2 separate regions of the Homo sapiens genome follow, and region 1 is linked to region 2. Evidence: read pairs that join two places in POLR2A ChIA-PET (ENCODE). Cell type or tissue: Panc1. All regions are shown on one strand. Each heading gives the region's core, and the rest is flanking DNA. Links, peaks and the distances in the headings are about the cores only. Region 1 has its middle 27 kb from the start of BBS5. Region 2 overlaps GAD1 (glutamate decarboxylase 1).

Region 1 (2,816 bases), core at 228-2,727, 1.4 Mb after region 2:
ATCGTTCCTCTGGAAGTTTTGTCTCAGAGGAGTATTTGGCCATGTGAGATGTCAGTCCGCCCCTACTGGGCGGTGCCTCCCAGTTAGGCTACTTGGGGTCAGGGACCCACTTGAGGAGGCTGTCTGCCCATTCTCAGATCTCAAGCTGCGTGCTGGGAGAACCACTACTCTCTTCAAAGCTGTCAGACAGGGACATTTAAGTCTGCAGAGGTTACTGCTGCCTTTGGTTTGTCTGTGCCCTGCCCCCAGAGGTGGAGCCTACATCGGCAGACAGGCCTCCTTGAGCTGTGGTGGGCTCCACCCAGTTCGAGCTTCCCAGCTGCTTTGTTTACCTACTCAAGCCTCAGCTATGGCAGGCGCCCCTCCCCCAGCCTCGCTGCTGCCTTGCAGTTTGATCTCAGACTGTTGTGCTAGCAATGAGCGAGGCTCCGTGGGCTTAGGACCCTCTGAGCCATGTGCAGGATATAATCTCCTGGTGTGCTGTTTGTTAAGCCTGTTGGAAAAGCGCAGTATTAGGGTGGGACTGACCCGATTTTGCAGGTGCCATCTGTCACCCCTTTCTTTGACTAGGAAAGGGAATTCCCTGACCCCTTGTGCTTACCAGGTGAGGTGATGCCTCGCCCTGCTTCGGCTCATGCTTGGTGCGCTGCACCCACTATCCTGCACCCACTGTCCGGTACTCCCCAGTGAGATGAACCCGGTACCTCAGTTGGAAATGCAGAAATCACCCATCTTCTGCATCGCTCATGCTTGGAGCTGTAGACTGGAGCTGTTCCTGTTCGGCCATCTTGGCTCCACCCCCATTTTACATTTATTATTATTATTTTGAGACAAGGTCTTGCCCTGTCATCGAGGCTGGAGTGCAGTGGAGGCCATCATGACTCACTGAAGCCTTGATTTTTGTGGGTTTAAGCAATCCTCCCATCTCAGCCTCCTGAGTAGCTGGGACTACAGGTGCATGACACCACACCTGGCTAATTTTTAATTTTTTTGTAGAGAGGATCTGAATATGTTGCTAGGGTGGTCTCCAACTCCTGGGTTCAAGTGATCCTCCCGCCTGGTCCTCTCAAAGAGCTGGGATTATAGGCATGAGCTACTGTGCCTGGCCTTTTTTTTTTTTTTTTTTTTTCCCTAAAACAAAGCTCTTGGGATGCAAAGGTAATGTTCTCATTCACTCCCTTCCTCATCACCCAGGCATTACTTAGTCCTTTTATATTAAGGAGGTTGGGAACTGTGGGTGGGGGTAGGGGTGGGAGGTGGAAGTTGTGGGAGTGGTAGGCTGTTCAAGTTTTTCCTTAGAACAACAGTGACATCCTGTGGCCAATTTATAGAATAGAGGCTATTAAGCAGAGTGGGTATGGATTCTCTACTTGAAGACAAAAATTACTATGAACCAAATTAATCAGACTTTGCATTAAATTCAGAGAATTTAGGGAATGCTCATTATTTACAGGAATTATGATGTTGCTTTTATAGGTATTATTTTCTTACATTATTTTATATTTTCCCTAGATAACCTGGGGAATTAATTCTGCATATATTTTGTGTCGAAGAGCAGCCATCACATTCAGAACCCCTAAAATTGTATGGAAAATGTTGTGTGTATGTGTATGTCTAGGGAAACGAGCTCTTGTTTTTATAACATGCTCCTCTGGTTCCCCGGACTCTCACAATCCTTAGCATTGCTACCTTAGAGCATGTTTCTAACAATGCCGTTATGATAGACTTTGGATTAGCTTCATCAATGTCTTTTTCTCTGGAAGCTGCCATTTCTTCTAGCAAACCATGCTCATCCTATGTTAAAAACAACTTTGTGGCTGGGCATGGTGGCTCACGCCTGTAATCCCAGCACTTAAGTCTCGCTCTGTCACCCAGGCTAGAGTGCAGTGGCGCAATCTCGGCTCACTGCAACCTCTGACTCCCAGGTTCAAGCGATTCTCCAGTCTCAGCCTCCCGAGTAGCTGGGACTACAGGCACCGTCACCATGCTGGGCTAATTTTTTGTATTTTGGCTAATTTTTTTGTATTTTTAGTAGAGATGGGATTTCGCCATGTTGGCCAGGCTGGTCTTGAACACCTGACCTCAGGTGATCCACCTGCCTCGGCCTCCCAAAGTGCTGAGATGATAGGCTTGAGCCACCACACTCAGCCAAAAACAACTTTAAAAGAGAAAAGAAAAAACGAAAGAAAAGCAAAGAAAACAAAAGCAAGAATAATAGGATCAGATAGCATTGCAACATCATATAGTGGAAAAAGCAATGGAATATAAATCAGTCCCAAATCTATTACTTGCTGCAGGTCTGAGCTAAGTCAAGTTAGTTAATCTTTGAGTCTTGGTTTTTTCATCTGCAAAATGGAGATAAGTAATATCAGAGAATTATTTCTCTGATATAAACACAATTATATCAGAGAATAATATCAGAGAATCAATTGGTAGGGATGAGTTTTTCGATGCAACACCAAAAGTACAATCCATGAAAGAAAAAAGTGGTTTGTGGGATTTTATTAAAATTTAAAACTTCTGCTCTGCAAAAGATACTGTTTAGAGTATGGAAAGACAAGACACAGACTAAGAAAAAATATTTGCAAAACACATATGATAAAGAACTTGTATTCAAAGTATACAAAGAATCCACTGGGAAAATTTATGCTTATGTTTGAAAATAATAATGGCCTATACGAACATAAGAATTTTAACTATAGCCGGGCACAGTGGCTCATGCCCATAATCCCAACACTTTGGGAGGCTGAGGCGGGCAGATCACAAGGTCAGGAGTTCGAGACCAGCCTGGCCAACATACTGAAACCCCGTCTCTA
Region 2 (2,816 bases), core at 158-2,657:
TTTGTCTTAACTTCCGGGAAGTACTTGTAGCGAGCAGCCATGATGCTGTACATGTTGGATATGGCGCCCCCTGTCAGCAAGCGGACATATTGGGAGGTGTTGGGGCTCTTTGATTATTGTTTCTAAAAACGAACGCTGAGCTGGTGTCTCAAGAGACAAGGGAGGTCAGGAAGCGAAAGGATAATATCCTGATAGGTTTTGCTGGCTTCCCTATTGCTGGGGCTTCCCACTGGACCCTTTACCCTGGGAATACAAGTAGTCACACTTATTACCAAAGCTATCTAGGCAATTTGGCTGGAGGTGATTCGTGTACTTCAGTGCGCTTTCCACCTGAAGTCTAGACAGAAATATAAGAGGTAGCTGCATCAGTGGCTGCAAAGGGATAGGTGAGTTATATCCTTCCTGCTTTACTTTCTGCTCAATCTATTTACTGAACAAAGATGAATCTGTTCCCTGAGTTCAGAAAGACAGAGAAAGAAAGAGTAACGGAGCTTACAGAAAGAAACAATGACATTTCTTGGTTACCTGCCTAGGTGCTCTCTTCAGCCCAACTGAGTTACTGAGTCATTTAGGAGAGCTCTAAGTTTATTAAAATAAGAACAAACTCATGTTTACCTAAATAAAGACACAAGGAGAACTGACATAACTATGTATGTTTGGCCAACACAAACTAGTTAATTTTACATTAATTATCTGACAATTAAACTTAGGCAAATTTGTGGTCTGCTTGAATTACCTAGATAACTGCAATTCTTATTTCTTCTTTTCCCCTTGTACACAATCACACTGTCTCTGACACCATCAGAATACCTATTCTTGTTTTAAAAATTCTTATTTTATCTACTTCAAACTAGAGATTCAAAGTAGATATACTATTTTGGCTGAAATCAATCAATTAATTAATAATCTTGATTCACTGATCCCCAGCATAATCAAACTGCTGTTGACAGAATGGAGTTGTTTAATAGTGAGACCTTGTTTCTACAAAAGAAATTTTAAAACGGCTGGGCATGGTGGCACATGCCTATAGTCCCAGCTACTTGAGAAGCTGAAGCAGGAGGATTGCTTGAGCCCAGGAGTTCGAGGCTGCAGTGAGCTAGGATCACACCACTGCACTCTAGCCTGGATGACAGAGTGAGACCCTGTCTCAAAAAAAAAAAAAAAAAAAGAAAAAAGAAAAAATGGGGTTATTTAGCATTATCTAGACACAGCCTTTGTCAGTTTTTACAGATTTAAGCATAGCCTTTGTTAGTTAATTCATATAGAATGTAGCATTTTTGTTAGCCTTCATCTTGAAAAAATAGGAAGTCAGGGTATCCAAAAAAAATGTTAAGGCATTATTCTTCCATAAACCTACTTCATATTTTGTATTCTTAAGAATCCCAAACCTTGAGAAGAGGAAGAGAAGAGAAACCTACCAGGAGAAAATATCCCATCACCATCTTTACTTGACCATCCAACTATCTCTCTCATCTTCTTAAGTGTTATTTGTTCCATGAGGACAAACACTGGTGCAATTTCATATGTAAACCTGGAAAGGTGGTAAGAAGAAGGATGAAAGAAAATAAAGAAGTCAAACCACTTATTTTAGGAACACAGAGGATTGGTTTAGTATTTGTAGTTGGGTTCTAAAAAAAAGCTGTTCCAAACCACTAACATGATTCATTTCCTGGAAATGCATTAAGTCGCCGATCATAAAATGTCAGAAACCAGCCTGGGTTACTGAGAGAGGTGGTGGAAGTGCCAGCCCTGTGATACTTCACCAACAAAATAGATTCTTATCTGAATGGAATGTCTTAGGCATGGTCCACCCAGAGGAATAGAAGGAAAGAAAATGACTTTTCTGAGTCCCTTTTACCTCTAAGATTATAGGACAATGCAAATGTTAATTGAAAAAAGCATTCCAAGTTCTATGTAAAATTGGTTTACAATTTGTTTAAAAAAAAAAAAAAAAAAGCTGACTGCCAGTTTCACACTTGTAGAATATATAAAAGCCAGAGCCAAAGTCTATCTTTTAAAAATAATGTAAACATCTGAAGGCTAACTGTGAAGATAATTGGAAATATTGACCCAGGTTTTAAAGATCTCAATATAATTATCTACATGGTTTTTCTGTAATAATCCTCAAGGACAGCTATGTTTCTATAATTCTCTGAAGTCAATATCTGTCAAGAATAATTCTAAGTGATGATTTTCTAATTACAAATTATAAATAACAAGAAGACGGTCAACTGGCATAAACAACTAGCTGTGGGCATCAGATATCTTGGAAGGTTACATTTGTCTTCTAAGAAACTGATTTAAAAGTAGCAAGCCATGCTCTTTTCAAAGCAATTCAACACAGAGGCATAGTCTGGTAGACTAGTCATTGAAACAAGATCGTGAGACCAAACGTGGGGCCTAAGAAAAATCAAGGAAGGTCTGTCCACAGAAAATTAAGCCAGAAAACAAAAAGATATTTACTAAGCTCTGAGGCTTTTTGTCTTTCTTGTTTTTGCTTGGCATTCTTTAGCATTAGAGTCTGTAGGCTGGGCTCAGATCATCCTCACCGAAAAGAGATGCCTAGACTGACTCAGCTAAGTGACATGGGGAAGCTTTATCACTGGTTAGGGTGTTTGAGCCAAGTGCTAATGTTGAAGACTAATGGGAATTCTTGCTTGCTTAATGTAAGGCAAAGCTATTTGTAAGGATGAGATAACTATTGTTTTACATAAGACACAGGTGAAGCTACTAAGTTTTAATTGTGGATGAAAAAAGCAGTCAAATTAATCACATGGAGGTAAAAGAAGACAAAAAGATCCTGAAGGATCCTCAGA

Evidence for each region. ChIA-PET counts read pairs that join two places held together with the same protein. Peaks named below come from ENCODE experiments on the same cell type or tissue, not always from the same donor. Only the 100,000 strongest peaks of a DNase experiment are listed, where the experiment ranks them.
Region 1: POLR2A ChIA-PET joins it to region 2 with 12 read pairs; 1 of 35 experiments calls an interaction of 5 or more read pairs at or near these places.

What each region holds. Positions count from the first base shown.
Region 1 is chr2:169,450,768-169,453,583 of GRCh38, reverse strand. No RefSeq gene overlaps it. Among named protein-coding and RNA genes, the nearest start is that of BBS5, 27 kb to the left of the region's middle. RefSeq lists a silencer at 1,877-2,032. In Panc1, for the core only: CTCF peaks have their summits at 1,118 and 1,318 (motif pointing left); a DNase peak (open chromatin) is centred at 1,263; H3K4me3 peaks cover 711 bases.
Region 2 is chr2:170,842,760-170,845,575 of GRCh38, reverse strand. It overlaps GAD1 (glutamate decarboxylase 1), which reads right to left. Exons shown (of 17, transcript NM_000817.3): 7 at 1,419-1,531; 8 at 1-70. Among named protein-coding and RNA genes, the nearest start is that of GAD1-AS1, 26 kb to the right of the region's middle. In Panc1, for the core only: no CTCF peak of the experiment used is centred there; a DNase peak (open chromatin) is centred at 1,655.